Linked DNA regions of Mus musculus: region 1 is linked to region 2. Evidence: chromatin loops called from intact Hi-C (ENCODE). Cell type or tissue: left cerebral cortex. All regions are shown on one strand. Links, peaks and the distances in the headings refer to the core of each region. The heading gives the core; the rest is flanking DNA. Region 1 has its middle 22 kb from the start of Gm32841. Region 2 has its middle 9.2 kb from the start of Gm32735.

Region 1 (8,332 bases), core at 184-8,183, 110 kb before region 2:
TACTTAAAAGAATCTTGTCCATATGCTGTGTGTGTGTGTGTGTGTGTGTGTGTGTATGCGTGAATGTATGTGTATGTGTGTGTATGTCTGTATGTGCAGGTGTGTGCATGTGTGCATGTGTGTATGTGCAGGTGTGTGCATGTATGTAGATCTGTGTATGTGCAGGTATGTATGTGTGTGTGCACATACATGTACACACATTTGAGAAGTGATAGGTGACACACACACACACACACACACACACACACACACACACACACACACACACATTTGTGTTCCCAGAAGGAAAAGGACTTGCTACTCATCAACTCCTGCTCCCATGGACTGGCTGCCTTGTAAAATCAGACACTGAATGTGGAGACTGACCATTGAGTAATTCATCTCAATTGAAAGACAATTGAAAGCCAAGCTGCTCCTGTGACAACTTGACAAGCTCTAGTGTCCTTTTGGAGACAGTCCTCTGTGAACATCTGGAGAGATTTTTCTGGGTCCTTGGGAAGCCCTACCCTGAATATAGGTGCCTCATTCTATTTAGGGCCACACCCCAAATGAGAAAAAACAATGAGAAGGAAAATGATGCAGGACTAGAATTCCTGCTGTTTCCTGACTGGGTCACTATGACAACTGCCTTATCCTTCCATCACTAAGTCTTTTCATTATGATAGGCTGTATCCATTTTCTTCTTCTTTTCCTCCTCCTCCTCCTCCTCTTCCTCTTCCTCTTCCTCCTCCTCCTCCTCCTCCTCCTCCTCCTCCTCCTCCTCTTCTTCTTCTTCTTCTTCTTCTTCTTCTTCTTCTTCTTCTTCTTCTTCTTCTTTTTTGGTTTTTTGAGACAGGGTTTCTCTGTGTAGCCCTGGCTGCCCTGGAACTCACTCTGTAGACCAGGCTGGCCTCGAACTCAAATCCACCTGCCTCTGCCTCCCAAGTGCTGGGATTAAAGGCGTGCACCACCGCTGCCCGGCTTGTATCCATTTTCAAACTGTGTACTGGCTAGCTTTATGTCAAATTGATGGTAACCAGAGTCATCAGAGAGGAGGGAGCATCAGTAGGGAAAATGCCTCTATAAGATCAGGTTGTAGGCAAGCCTGTGGACATTACTTTTACTAGTGACGAATCGCTAGTGATTGATTTGGGAGGCTCAGCTTATTGTGGGTGGGGCTACCCCTTGGATGTGGTCCTGTGTTCTATAAGAAAACAGGCTGACCAAACCTGCGGAGTCAGCCAGTGGCAACACTCCTCTGTGGCCTCAGCATCTGCTCCTGCCCCTAGGTTCCTGCTTGTGTTCCTGTCCTGACTCTCTTCAGAGATGGACTATGGTGTGGACATGTAAGCTGAATAAACCCTTTCCTTCCCAAGTTGCTTTTGGTCGTGGTGTTCTATCACAGCAATAGGAACCCTAAATAAGACAGAAATCGGTACCAGCATAGCACGGTTTTGCTGTGACAGACCTGAGCATGTTTTTGGGAAGATTGTGGGAGGACCTTGGAACTCTGGGTGAGAAAAATCGTTGCGTGTTGAGGGTCAGTGGATTGGTTTTGTCAGAGCTTTGAAGATAAGAAGACTGAGAGCAAGGCAGAAGACAGAGGCCTGACTTGGAAAGTTTAGTCTATGGGGCCATTTGTTATTTTTGAATTAAGAGTCTATCATTCTGGTCAGCTGTGGTGAACAAGAAACCAGCTTCGTCGGAGTGAAACCTTTGCTTTACTGGGACAATAGATGCTGGTCAGGTGGAGCTAGGAAATGAGCAGTAATTAAGAAGAGACCAGGTTCACTGTGGTGAAGTCTCCTGGGAAGTGGTTCCTTGCAGTCAGCAGACAGGAACTGTGTTCCAGCGGTTGTTGTAAAGGCCGAACCTTGCGCAGGCCACTGAACTTGGTAGCGTGTAAGAGTCGCCTAGGAGGTATGGTGGTACTGGTTCTGAAGGGATGGAGGTGTCGTGGAAAGTTCGTAGGCCTCTGTATCAGCTCCTGTGTCCAGGTTCCTGTCCTGACTTCCCCCAATGATGGACTAGGATGTGGGAGTGTAAGCCAAATAGACCCTTCCCTCCCCACCTTGCTTTTGGTCATAGTGTTTCACTACAGCCATAGTAACCCTAACAAAGACAAACAGTGAGCCGAACAAACCCTTCCTTCCTTAAGTTGCTTTTATCATATATTTTGACAAATCAAGGAAAAAAGTAACTAATATACCACGTAAGTGGATAAGAGAGAGAAATTGTTAGTAACAAGGTAAGTTTAGTGAAACAAACAGTGAATTTAGCTAGCTATAAGAGGAACCTACTATAACAATGCACAGCGCTTTTAGGATAATAGATCTATTTATCCAAACAGGGCAGCACCGATTTGTCAAGGCAATTGATTTTTCTTTTTTAAATCCTTTGCCTCAGAGGGATGCGATTCCACTTTTGTACAGCAGGTGGCGCTGTGAGCACCGGAATCCTGCTCAGCCACGGTTGGCTGCGTCTGCGTGGTGAATGCCAAGGCAGACAAGCTTGTTTGTATTACAGGAGTCTGTTGCTTTTCAGAATTTCATTAAGGAGAGAAAGGCTATTCTTATTGCAATTACAATCAGTTTACATTTCCAATGTGCCTCTAGTACCGGCAAAGACCGCAGCACTGTCGAAAGTGCCTGAGTGGCTTTTTCGGAAAACCGAAGCAGGGATTTGCTGAGTTCTTGCCTGCAGTGAAATAAATCTTTTAATTGTATTTACAGATGAAGATTCGTAGTAAATCTTGGCGAGAGACGCTCTGGAAATATTTGTTATGTTGGCCGTATCTGCACTGTTTTTTTTTTTTTTTAAAGATGAAGTTATTATGTTTTTAGATGAAGTTATTATTTTTTGTATTTTATTGTCTCTGTTCTTTCATATCTGTTGAAAATGACTTATTAGCCGGGCAGTGGTGGCGCACGCCTTTAATCCCAGCACTTGGGAGCCAGAGGCAGTCTGATTTCTGGGTTGGAGGCCCGCCTGGTGTACAAAGTGAGTTCCAGGACATCCAGGGCTATACAGAGAAAGCCTGTCTCGGGGGGGGGGGGGGGGGAAGAAAGAAAGAAAAATGACTTAGTAGATGATCAATATTTGGTAAAAAAAATTTTTTTTAACCATGTTCTTAGATTGGCACAGAGCATATAAATCCTTGAATTCTGAGGTCTGTGAGAGTAGCCTTTGGATCTTAATTTTCTTAACTGGTCTTCATCCTGATAGAAAATTTGGTGAAATAAAGACATTGAGTTCTTCCCACAGCCAGCCGTTTTGGCGAGATGGGAATTGTACTCCTCGGAGTGTTCTAGAAAAAGCTGATTCAAAGCAACCTTCATATATTTGAAATGTCTTATTTTCTCATTATGCAAATTGTGCGTGATTCCACTTATGGGGGGGTCTCCCGAGTAGTCAAATTCATAGAAAACAGAGAGCAGAATGGTGACCAGCAGGGCTTAGGGGAACAGGGAGTGAGTGGGAAGCTGTTTACAGAGTAGGGTTTCTGTTTTGCTTGCTCGAGAGATTCTGGAGTGTTGTCTGTGTGCACCGAGAAGCGATTGGGATGGCACAGCCTTTTGATAGCGTCCTTGGCGTAATTGCAAATTTAAAACAGAGGGTTTGGACAGTGGTGGTCGGTGGCCTACGGTTAGCATCCTGAGGGCTCAGGCTGGCTCACTTGCAGCAGTTCAATGCAGTGGCCGTCGGCTACAGTACACCATGCATGCCAGTGGATGAGAGTCAGGTCCCGCAACTACTGTGTAGGTCTGAGGTCTTCCGGGGGGGGGGGGGGAGGGTGCAGGCTCTGCCTTTGCAGCTGAGATGTAGTGTCAACTTCCCTCACACCCGGAAGCCTCTGTTTGGGTTCCTTCCACCCAGCTCTGCAGGGAACACCTTTTTCTATAGATGTAAAAGGAGTGAGTAGCCCGGAGGACCCAAACCAGAATCCTGCATCAGCTTGTCCTGCCCTTTCCACCCGTTCAGGCTTCTTGTCCTTCTTAGCTTGGCCTTTTTGCGCCTCCTGCTGGCCCCGGAAGGACCTGAGCTTGGTGTCCTCTATCGCAGAGGAAGACCTGTGCCAGCCTCCTCACCCCCCCGCCCCCGCCCCCCACGCTGTTCCCTTGTTCATTTCCCTACTTGCGCTGAAGCTGTAGTTACTCTGGTGAAACAGTAGGTGGCGGTGTGGCAGACGATGCCTCTGCTCTGTGCTGCACAGCCTGCCTTTGTCTCCAAGCCTGCTACCAGAGAACATGTCAGAATGGCCAGTTTGAGTCAAATTCTGATCATCACCTCAAAAAAATTCCCCAAACAAAATAAGAAAACACTCCCCCCAAACAACAAAAACCCTCACACCCCTACTTGTTCCCCCACTCCCAACAAATAACTAAGAAAGAAACTTGGCCAAGAGAAACAAAGACACATTCATTATGTGACTCAAACGGGTAGTAAGTACCGTGTGTAGTTAAGTAAGATTTTATGGAGACTCTTAGCACACTTAAATCATATTTGTTGATCCAGCATGCAAAGTGATATGTTTGCTTATATTTTCTATTATGTTCCTAACAACTATGTGTGAGTGTATGTGTGTGTTTGTGTAGTTGAGGATATGTATGTATTTATTTATGTATGTGTGTGTGGTGAGTGGATGTGGTGTATGTGTGTATTGAAATAGCAAAGCCTTTAAGAAGGAGAATTTTGATAGGCAGTGTTTATTCTATTATTTTCTGTTTTGGTTTCTGAGGTCTTACTACATCCTTTAGGCCACTCTGAAGTTCACTGTGTGGCCCAGGTGGTCCTCACACTCATGATCCTCCTTCCCTTATTTCCTGTTTGCTAAGATACGAACCTGCGTTGCCATACCCAGTAGCAGATTTTAAATACCAGGAAAACAATTAATACAGGAAAAATGCCCTCTCCTCTCCTAGTTGGTAAAAGGTTACAGTAATATGGAACTGTAGGAAGAGTCTTGGCTTTTGAAAATAAAGGACTTGGATTTAAGTAATTACTATGTTCCAAGACCTCACGAGAGCCACCCCACATCTCAAAGGCCTGGCCAGCTTCCTCACTTATGAGTATGACAGTCCTCCTTGTTTCTCCCAGAGTTGTTGGGTGGACTGGGCAAGTTGATGGCTGTGGTGGTCTGAATAAGAATGGGCCCCATAAGTGCATATATTTGAATGCTCATATATTTGGAAGAAATGTGAGTGTGGGGGGAGGGGGGAGGAGGTTGTGGGGAGTGGATTTTGTGATTTCAAAAGCTCACACCATGTCCAGTGTCAATTCTCTCTCTGCCTGTGGACCAGGATGTAACTCTCAGTTAGTGCTCCATGTTGCCTGTGCCCTGGACAGCCCTCCACCCAACTCTACCTGCCCTTGGTGTTTGGGGATGAGTTGGCACAGAGTCAACGACACAGACTCTGGGAATAGGTGAGAAACCTGCAGCAAGCTCATCTGAGCACTGCTCCTCCCCCCCACACTCACATTTCTTCCAAATATATTAGCATTCCAAATATATGCGCTTATGGGGCCCATTCTTATTCAGACCACCATAGTCATCAACTCGCCCAGTCTACCCAACAACTCTGGGAGAAACAAGGAGGACTGTCATACTTATAAGTGAGCACTGCAAGCTCCTTTAATACCCTCCACCCACACCCCCATTGGTCCCAAGAAAATATCTATGCTAAACAGCAGTTCCTGATTGACTGGCATTGTCTGCACCAGCAATCCTTGTTCTCTCAGGCAGTCCTCAGTTGGGTTCTTCAGCAGGAGATGTTTTTGTGGCTGGGTGGCTGGCCCCCAGTGTTTGCATAGAGGCGGGCCCTGCTGTTCCTGCTACACTCTGGTGTGTGCTTGCTGCCAAGCATGATAATGGACTAAACCTCTGAAACTGTAAGCAAGCCCCCAATTAAATGTTTTCTTTTGTAAGAGATGTCTTGGTCATGGTGTCTCTTCCCAGCAGTCGAGCTATTGCTAAGACAATAATGAACTAGTGCTATGACAATGGCAAGCTAACACTTAGGGATGCTAATGTCCTCATTATAAAATCTGATCAGAAGTATTAATACTTGACATCTAACACATTAAACAAAATGAGTTGCGAGAGGACAGAAAGTAGAGCCACAAGCAGGAAATGAGTCAGAGAGGACAGTAGTGTTTACCCATATCCGAGCTACTCTGTTTTTTAACTCTCACATACAAACGAACCCAAATTGGCATCAAGGGGTAAGCCCTTATTATGAGCTTGGAGGTTTTTCAGTTGAGAGCCTAACCTTTAACAGCTGAGCCTTTGCTCCAGCCCAAACTTGGACTGTTTGAAGAGTCAAGTGTCTTCTCTCTTTCCTATTTCAGTTCCCCTACTACCCAGACTTAGAACTGTGGCTGTTAACAGCTGAGGATACCCTTGCCGCCTGTTCTCATGCATACTTTCTTATATGGTGGGGATCAGATCTGGTGGAGTTCGCATCTAACATGTCTCCTAAGTGCCCGTGGGTTACAGCCACCTCCCAACTGTGGTGCTCTTGGGAGACAGTGGAACCTGTCAGAGGTGGGGCCCGGTGGGAAGAGTTTAGGAGAGGGGGACTGCACTGCTGCTGGGGGTATCACAGTGCTGGAAGCCCTGTCTCTTTTGTTAGGCTCTGCCTGCGAGCTGAACGATTTGACACATGCTTCTGCGATTAGATGCTGTCTTGCCTGAGGCTCTGAAGCAATCATTGCATCATGGACTTCATGATCAAACCCCTCTCTCACGGTTAAGTTACATATCAGAGTATTTTGTGGAAGGCTGACGATTACAATATTGCACATGTAATTTTGTATACTTGCCTTTGACTTAAAGCCACATGTAGACTTTTGCTTATGCTTTAACTATCCATAAATCCTATGAGTAGATGCAGGGTATATGTTGGGTTTATTCTAATCGACTCAGCCAGCTACTTCACATTACCCATTTTAAACATAAATACCAAGGTTTTGTTACCCTCTCTGACTCCAGACCCAATTCTTTATCTTTGTTGGGAGAGCAAGGACTGCTCCACGAATTATGGTTCCTTCGAGAAGTTTTAGTCAGGCACGGATTTGCAAAAAGGAGGTGGGGGAGGTCTCTCTGAGATTCAAAAATATCTGTAACCCTATTAGCCCTCACCACAAATTTCTTTTGTGAAGGATGGAAGAGGCCGCGGTATCCTGTTTCCTCTGCACGGCCATGGCTGACCTGCATTTTCTGCAGCATCCTAACAAATGAGAGGCCCCCTCTGAGTCAATAGTAATTATAGGAATTTATCACAATTGCCAATCAAGGTGTTCTGAAGAGACTCATCTTTCTTGTTAAATTAGCTTTCGCTGCACACAAACAGTGAGTTATCTTTAGGAAATCAATTGCGGGGAAATTGCAGCTTTCATGAAGCGATATCACCTTGCCAGCCATCTTGCTGCACCTAATTCCTCTAGCAAGAAATTCTGTTGGGCTCCACATGACTTTCTTTTTTGAGTGTGTGTGTGTGTGTGTGGGGTTATATTTCAATGGAGCCAACATGGAAAAGCTGACTAACTTCTCAAAGTCTAAGAATAAACGCAGAGACCAGGAGCTTGGAAATCTCTTAAGATACTGCAGCCAATTAAGTGATAAGCCTGAAAGTGGTCCATGCTAGGGCGTGTCATGTCGGAAGACTTTATCCAGTGGGTTTGAGAATAGGTATCCCCGGTAGGAGAGTCTACTTGCCTCTTTGTCTGTACCCACAGCAGGAGGAACTGCAGTTGGGAGAGACGTTGAGTAATTTAGAAATTGTCATTAATGCTCAGAAGGCTTGGTGATAAGGTGTGGTCAGGGATCATTCACAGAAGGGGCATTTCAGCACTTGATCTCAGCATCAGGGCCCCCCCACCCCCTTCATCGGATGTATGACTGATTGATGCTGTAAGATGGTAATTAATATGCAGTGAGCTGGGAATTACTATGTGGTTTTAAAGACTCTATGAGCCTTTCCTCCTGGAACATTTACAGATGTGATAGGTGATGCCAACTGTGGAAGTGAGATAGAAACCTGCACTTTCTTTAGTAGAACCCACCTGGGCACGACTTGTGACAAAACACTGGGCATCATCAGGAGAACTTTTTTAAAATTGGATATTTTCTTTTTTTACATTTCAAATGTTTTCCCCTTTCCAGGTCTCCCCTTCAGAGCCCCCTATCCCATCCCCCTCCCTCTGCCTCTATGAGGGTGATCCCCCACCTACCCACCCACTCCTGCCTTCCCGCCCTGGCATTCCCCTACACTGGGGTATTGAACACCCTCAGGTTCAAGGGCCTTTCCTCCCACTGACATACAACAAGGCCATCCTCTGCCACATATGTGGC
Region 2 (8,332 bases), core at 156-8,155:
GGGATCCATTCTCTAGGTCTTGACAGTTGTGCTTGTGTCTGTCAGCCATAAAGAGCTCAAGTCTGCCTTTCATCACAGTATTTCAGAGACAAGGCTTTGTGGGGCTTGGGAACAACCCAAGAAGTATCAGCCTTTACCTCCAGATGCATCTTCCCATCTCTAGAGAAGATGTTGAGGAAAGATGCCAGTAGGTCTTCTCAGTTATATTGTCCTGTCATTTTAATTACTTTCCCTTCCAGGTGCTAATCTAACGTACTATACCCCACACTAGGGGTGGCACTGTATCCTTAGAGAAACAGTAGCAGGAGGAGATGCATTTCTTCCCTAAAAGCTACCCATCCCTGATCCTCTTATCAAATCACTGACCACTCAGAAGGCTGGCTGATTGCAAAGAGGTTAGATTTCAGGGTGGAACAAGCACAAGGGCCTTACTTCCTGATGAACACAGATGAAGTTGTAATTTGCCTTCTTCAATCAACAGCACTGAGTGACTTCGGCAAAGGCCACCGATTACCCACGCTTCCGTAATGGAAATCTGAGATACCTTCGTAGCTGGGTCTTTAAGGTCAGCATTCTGCCCTTTCCCAAGCGCCCTCACTTGTAGGATGATCTCATATGAGTCTGGATGGGTCTTGAGTTTTGCTTTTGAATGCGCATCAAATAATTGCTTTCAAAACAATACCCTCGTGATTAAAAAACCACGGCAGCTAAAAATATTGAAATCAGGAAGCATCCCAAATAAAAGACTTGGCAAAACACATCAGATATGACAATTTTTTTTTTTGCTGCGGAATGTAAAATAGATATCAAAAGACCAAGCAACACATGCGGCGTCGTGAGGAGCCAGGTCTCTGCTTGCTCTCATTTTGTCGAGATATTTCTATATCTCTATGGAATTTTAGCCAATCATATAAATTGTTTGTTTCACTCTGACATCTGTTCAGGTTGACACTTACACTTTTGGGTTGATTATTTTTCTTCCATTTCTGGTCTTGCTGGCGTTTTTTTTTTTTTAAAGAATAAAGTGATGGGCAGGGCGTGGAGTAGAGCAGTGGGGGGTTATTCTATTGGATTCTTTTATCTGCTCTTTCCTCTTTTGCTGATGCAATTCCTGATCTTAACTTCCTGCTGTATTTTAGGCTTTTCCAATTTTCCAAATCTTACTTTTCTTCTTTAATTAAAAAATATTCCCTAAGTTTTCTCCATATACGCTGTATACAGTGCACATGCACTGGTTTTCTCCCTTGATAGAAGACCTCACGATGGTTCCATCACATTGACTCTCATACTTAGATGGAAAGGGCTCATTCTGCATCCAGTGCTCTTCTTCCCTTTCTCTGGGCCCTTCATCATCTCGCCAAATTCAAGAGAGGTCACAGAAAGGACAAACCGTAGTTATGGCTGATAACTTCTGACTTACCACAAGTAAGCTTCACATCGGGGCTGTGAAGTTTGTAGCTAGACTGGGGTGATCCACATGAACTCTGTGAGTGTCTGTATGGAGCAGTGGTTTGGTAGGACCAGAGCAGAAGAAGAGATACAATGATAAAATGGAGCAGAATGTGCCCTCACGCCTGTCTTTTCTTGTAGCATTCCTGTTTCCTATGAGTGGCCAGAGTCAGGGCATCTCCATGGATGCTCCCTCTTCCACAGATGTTCTACCTCTTTGAAGCATCACTGTAGTTCTTAGCTGGGTAATTCTAAGGTGGAGATCTGGGCATGTTTAGGGCTCCAGAATCCTGAAAGACTGCTGCAGTCCTGGAGCAAAGCACCATTTCAGTATATATTCCTTTAAGCAAGATCTTAGTTAATACAATCTTGTTCTCTTCCCTTTTCCTTTGCCACAGAAACTCCCCTCGTGTTGAAATGCAACACCATTAGTTCTCATCTACAACTTGTTAGGTTTCATCTTCCTGTGACCTCATCCCCCACCCCTCACTTTTCAAGGGATTCTATTTATTTTTAAGTGTGTGTGTGTATGTGCGCGCGTGTGTGCATCCACCTCTGTGTGCCTGCAAATCTGTATGTGTACGATGTGTGTGCCAGCACCTTTATAGTTCAGAAGAGGACTTTTGATTCCTGTAACTCGAAGTACAAGCAGCCGTGAGCCACCAGATGTAGGTGCTGGGAATGAAACTCAGGGGTCCTTTGGAAGAGCAGCAAATACTCCTAACTGCAGAGTCATCTCTCCAGCCTTTTGTGCTCTCAGTTCTGTGAGTTCTCAGCCCTCAGTAAACTTTGCATTGCCGTGTGCAATACATGCTCTCCACATAGGTGGGCATAGCTTCATGTCATCCTTAAATCCCTGGAGCAGAATCAGAGACATTCTACTCAACAAGAACTCAATAAATGCTTTCTGGCATTGTCCTACGGATTGATGGTGCCGTGCATGGTCTTCATCTCCATGTAAATACATTATTATTATTATTATTTCCAACTATACTGTTACTCCCTGAGGGAAGTGTGTCTGGTAAATACCAAAGGATATTTGCTGTTCCTTACACAAAGTAGGCACTCATTATAGATGTGCTTCGTGGATAACTAAGCTACACATACACTTTATTGAAATAAATCCTGTGTTCAAATCTGCAGCATATACATAGGGTGAAGTCTTAATAAGGAGAGAGAGGAGAGAGAGAGAGAGAGAGAGAGGAGAGCCTTTCCTCCAGGGAGTCATATGATAGCATCTGCACCATCATAATCTAGCTTTCTATCTAGTTGCTGCAACCCTGGAGTCTGACAGAGAATACCATTTTGGATGTAGCTGGGCATCGTTGATCAGCTGCATGTTTGGTGTAAGACTCAGATTAAATTAATTGTGTTTGAGGTGCCTTGAGTTGTTTAACCAACAAACTTCATGCATTGCTTCTTACTTAGTGACTTCCCAATATGAGTTCAAACCAAACTATCAATACCAGCTCTGTCCTCGGCATGGGACTGAGAGACAAGTTGAATTTTGACCCCTTCCTCACCGAGGGCTCATAACTGGGACACATAAACAGTGCTTATTTCTGAGTGTGAGAACAGAGATAAAAAAAGGGCACTCTTGCAGTGATTAATGTTGACTGCAGTAATTCTAGCACACCTTGCAAATAAATTGACATTTGAGTTGGCCCTCGATATTGGATTTTGACAGGCAAAGGCCGGAGGAAAGAGCAACTCAGACAGGTGAAACCGGATAAACCGAGCGTGGAAGTGTGAAGCTTTTTGTCCTAAATGGGCAGTGGAGGGCTGGACTTGGGTGTGGTTTGAATATAGATTTTTTTTTTCAAGGCCCAAGACTGAGAAGTTGTACTTAGCTTTTCCAGGTCAGATCAGGCTTTTGGCTAAGTTTTATTTTGTCCAGCAAAAGTGTTTTTTCTTTTCTTTTCTTTTCTTTTCTTTTCTTTTCTTTTCTTTTCTTTTCTTTTCTTTTCTCTTCTTTTCTCTTCTTTTCTCTTCTTTTCTCTTCTTTTCTCTTCTTTTCTCTTCTCTTCTCTTCTCTTCTCTTCTCTTCTCTTCTCTTCTCTTCTCTTCTCTTCTCTTCTCTTCTTTCTTCCTTCCTTCTCTCTCTCTCTCTCTCTCTCTCTCTCTCTCTCTCTCTCTCTCTCTCTCTCTCTCTCTCTCTCTCCCTCATTGCTGCCAACATAAGAATCAGGAGATTTCACATCCATACTAGATTTCTGGCTGCTTTCAAAAGAAAAATAACAATACCAAGCCCGTGTTTCCTGAAGGCAGTAACTGGCTATACTGAGTAATGGCTTCTCTTTGGAGACTATCCGCGACAGTCCTGTCTCACTGGCTTCAGTCACTCACAGGCAGGTGTCTGAGTTTGCACCTTGTGACCTCCGAGCTTTACTGGTGGCTACATCCTGGAAGAAAGTGGCATCTGCTCCAGGGATCTTTCTCCAGAATTTGACTAAATGTACATCTGGATGGCTCTTGGGAATCAGCGAGCTCTTGAAGGGAAGAAAAGCGTCTGCCAGTCAGCCAGTTGCTGCTCTGAGTTCTCCTGTTTGCCTAATTCCATCTTAGGCTGGCTCACCTGAGGGATTTTCAGAGGCTGGGGATAAGGACCCTCATGCCTTTGAAAAGATCTCTCGCCATGGCAACCTACAATGTTTTTTGTCAATCTGAGAGCTTGTTAGCATCACATCTTTGGTTTATCTTTTCCCTATAAGCAAGTTTTCTCTTCGTCTACATCGCACAGTAGCAGCATGCTAACGAGAGCCCAAATCCATTTTCAGAACAAAGGGAGGAATATATGTGTTTCTCTCTCTCTCTTTTACTTTCTTTGTTCATTTCTTATGCCAATCAAATGCTCATTCTCACTGGTCATTTGTGAACTACACTTGGCACTGGTACACAGCACCAGTGTGGGACTTCAGAAGGCATGTGTATACTCGAATCTAAACACCCAGCAATATACATAACAAAACAGTTGTTTGTGTTCTCTGTACACACGGAGACCTGTGAGCACAAACGTGCTCTGTGCCTGATGCCTATTAAGGGCGAGAAGTCCTAACTGACATAACCTTCTTTTCATAAGAATAAGAGAGAAGGTTATTGAGTCTGTGAGCTAATCTGTCTAATTAGGTGCCTCTAAGCAAAATGCATAAGATTTACATGAATTATCCTAACATGCAAAGAATAGGATACAGGAAGGAAAAACTCAAGGAAATTTGCATTTAGATGAGGAGGGGGAGTTCGGGGGTTACCAGCTAGGATCCGGTCTTTTATGTTTTGAAGCTAGGCTTAAGCGTTGTTGCAGATGGATAGCTAAGCCAGTAAAGACTGCCATAGTATCTTGGACTTTCAAGCACTTGCTCCAAGCCTTGTCTGCCCCATGCAGGGTGAAACAGGCCTGGGGCGCCCATCAGGAAGCTTCATTAAGGCAGTGCGTGGGAATCGGCTTCCGTCCTGGAGGCTGGAGGGCTGAAGGACAATTCAGCCTCTAGGTGGCAGTGTTGTATCTATGCTAAGACGCCCCGTGCTTTGGCTGGCTAAATACCTGAGACAGAAAATGGTGAAAAGGAGAGGAAAGGGGGGGGGAAAAAAAGAAAAAAAAATCAAAACAAAAAACACAAAACACAAAACAAAAAATAAACCCAACCGAAAAACAAAACCCAAAAAACGTCCTAGCCCCGCTGTTCACACTACCCGAGAGCATCCTTCCACACCATCTTACCGACTTCATGACTTAACTCTATACGGTTTATTAAATATTAATATCAGTAGTTCTTGGACTCCTAAGATCTGCTCATTCTGTTGAAAGCTGCACTGCTCGAGAGATTGCTTGCCTCCTTCAGTGCTCTCTGCTTTCCCTTTCCACATGGTTGCTGCCAATCACAGGTTGATGGCGGTGATTCTGGAAGAAGGAATGTCTACTCTGTGTCTTGTCTCCAGAAGACAGGATGGTTGGTAATGAAAATCAGGGCTAAGAGGAGTCTGTGTGATCGGAGGTGGCAGACAGACCCTGGGTGGGATTTTGGGGAGAAAGCTAATTGCTAACTTCCTTGCTTCTTTCTTTCTGGTGCTGACAGCTCTGAACGAGGTAAGAAATGCCTTCTGATAACTGGTTGAGGATAGGAGGCTAAAGTTATTAGGGCCGCCTCAGTCTCCCCAGTGCTGAGATGGGAGATTCTGCTGACCGACTGGGGAACACTTTCAGAGGTTAGGTGTTTGGGGAATGTGGTAGAAGTTTCAGGAGATAAGGATGTCATGAGCAACAGCAAGAAAGGCAACGTTCAGATAACACTTTTCAAAACTTCCATCTTGTTATGTTTTGAACATGAAATATCCCTTATAGGGTCGTCCTTTGAATGTGCTGTCCCTGGGTGGTGGTATTATCTTGGCAGGTGGTGGGAACGTAGGGAATGGAATCCACCTGGAGAAAGTAGGATGTTTTGGAGGTCATACTTGGTCCTCGGTTCCTTCAGGTTCCCGGTTCCCTGCTTCCTGCTTCCTTTGAGGTAAAGCCACCTTTTTGTTTTGTTTGTTTGTTTGTTTGGTTTTGGTTTTTTTCGAGACAGGGTTTCTCTGTGCAGCCCTGGCTGTCCTGGAACTCACTCTGTAGACCAGGCTGTTCTTGAACTCAGAGATCCCCCTGCCTCTGCCTCCCGAGTGCTGGGATTAAAGACATGCGCCACCTCGCCTGGTTTACGCGATGTTCTGTCCCAGCACACGAGGCTCGGCTACCATGAATGAAACCCTCTGAAACTGGGAACCCAAATGAGTTCCCCTGAAAGCTGTTTTTCTCAGATATTTGGTAGGCAAACTATCTTACTCCTCCCCTCCTCTCGCCTTAATAATTTACTCTTCTCCTCACAGCATTGTTGTTAGAAAGACAATAATGTTGTCAGAGCATCCTCAAGGTCTTAGAGAGAGCTAGAGCCGGTGCCCTGAGTTCTCCTTTTTCTCTTTCAACTTCAAACACACGCTTCTGTTAATAAGTAATATTCAAGTCTGACAGAGCAACATTTGCCCTACTCGACACCTAAGAATCAAACTAGATATTATGCTTAGGGCACAGTAATAAGAAAATGCACCGGCTTTCTCCCAGACTTTCCATTAGTTTATCTTCTTAAATGAAAAATCTGACTTTACATTGACTCAAGAAGCGATACCTTTAGGGCACGATGCCTGTGTTCTTGTCAGTTTTGCTCTAGTTTCTTTGGCTTATCACTTTCTTTTCCTGTGCCTCAGTGGTGTTCTCTGTAAAATAGGCTGACCAAACGTTTTCTAGGCTTTGGACATCTAGGGAAAATGAACTAATATTTTAAGTGTCAGGAATGCAAAAATAGCAAATTATTAAGCCCAAACCTTAGGGAACCCACTAAGAATATGTGATATCCTTTGCCTGATTACATCTTTGAGTTTTGTAAAAGTTTATAATGGATGAAATAGTACTTAACAGCTTCATAAACCAAGTCTTCTGCCTGTTTAAACGGTCCTCACTCTTATTATTTCAACTAATGAATTTTGCCAGGCATCTCCGTTATAGCCGTATGATTTATAAAGATTGTATTTACCTTTTCTTCTTATAAGAACCTAATGAGACCAAATTGGTTGCGTGTAATCAGACACCGGCCTTTTTCATCTCTTCAGGTTTTATTTACGAAAGCTTATTAGAGCAAACACACGGAGCGGTGCGCAGCGAGCGTGTGCTAGGTTTTGCCTAATGATCCCAAACAGCTAATAGAGAATGCAGATAATGAAATGACAGGCTGAGAAGAAAGGCCATGCTCACAGGGCTCTTTCTAAAATCCTTACCTAGGCACAATGCCCGATAACGGGGCTTGGCCTAAGGACATGTTCTGTACAGATAATGAGCTTAAGAGTATATTGCTGATTGCTGATCCGAGAAGCTAAGGGTTATGGTCTGTTTCCCAGCCTTGTACGACTCATAGAGGGGCTATGTGTAAAGTGTACAATGCAGAACCATGACTGTAGAAGCAGCTAAGATGGGAGAGCCGATTCATAAATCAGAGGAGGCGGTGAACTGGGCTACGTTTACCCCCTACAATTAAAATGAAAACTCACTACTGATAGTGAAGAGGTCAGCTTAGGGCCTTTGGAAAATTCCACCAGACCCCAGAGCATGAAGGCCCCTCCCTTCCCAGAAGAGAGAGGTCATGGAGCACGTAGGCACCCTTCCCCTCCAGAAGAGAGAGGCTGATTACATTCCTCAGGAAGACCACAGAGGGGAACCGGGCCTTTGGCTACCTGTAGATGAGGAAGCCCTTGCTACTTCACTCCCTAATGACCAATCAGTTTAACAGTCACACTGTTCTGCCAATCACATTGTGCCCAGTGGCTGCTACTCTATTCTAACCCTGAAGACTGTATAAAAACTGGTTAAACAATCAGACTGCCCGGGGTCGTTGCCTCTTGTTTGTGTGCAGGACGACCCAAGTGCGCTGGGACAATAAACTCCTCTTGCTTTTACATCAATCTCCGGCTCCGAGTGGTCCACTGAGTGTAGAGGGAATCCCTGGTAGCTAAGGCTCATCAGAGTCTTACATTAGGGATGTCTCCCTTCTTGGAGGTAGCTGGATGGAGTCTGTCACTTGTCCATCCTCTCCAAAGACATAAGCAAAACATTACACTGGGCAGGTTGCTTATGGCCAGCACTCTCACGACTCTGTCATTGACAGTCTTTACAGAGCATCTCCACACCTTCCTCAATATCACATCCCTCTTTTTCTAATTAAAGAAAAAGACATGTTCCAACGTCAGAAAAAAATATTGAATTACCCCCCCCCCAACCTGACTCAGCAGAAGTCCCAAAGATGAGGGATGGCTTGGTTGCTCCCCTAGATGTCAACCGTAAATATTTTGAATCCTCTGAATA

The links. Peaks named below come from ENCODE experiments on the same cell type or tissue, not always from the same donor. Only the 100,000 strongest peaks of a DNase experiment are listed, where the experiment ranks them.
Region 1: it touches region 2 in a loop (4-fold over the local background); 7 of 42 quality-filtered maps call a loop at or near these places.

The regions. Positions count from the first base shown.
Region 1 is chr8:31,027,625-31,035,956 of GRCm38, reverse strand. No RefSeq gene overlaps it. Among named protein-coding and RNA genes, the nearest start is that of Gm32841, 22 kb to the right of the region's middle. In left cerebral cortex, for the core only: CTCF peaks have their summits at 2,408 (motif pointing right), 3,936 and 4,144 (motif pointing right); DNase peaks (open chromatin) are centred at 2,104, 2,441, 3,437 and 4,084; H3K4me3 peaks cover 1,325 bases; H3K27ac peaks cover 1,450 bases.
Region 2 is chr8:30,920,520-30,928,851 of GRCm38, reverse strand. No RefSeq gene overlaps it. Among named protein-coding and RNA genes, the nearest start is that of Gm32735, 9.2 kb to the right of the region's middle. In left cerebral cortex, for the core only: a CTCF peak has its summit at 4,931 (motif pointing right); DNase peaks (open chromatin) are centred at 4,925 and 5,344; H3K4me3 peaks cover 284 bases.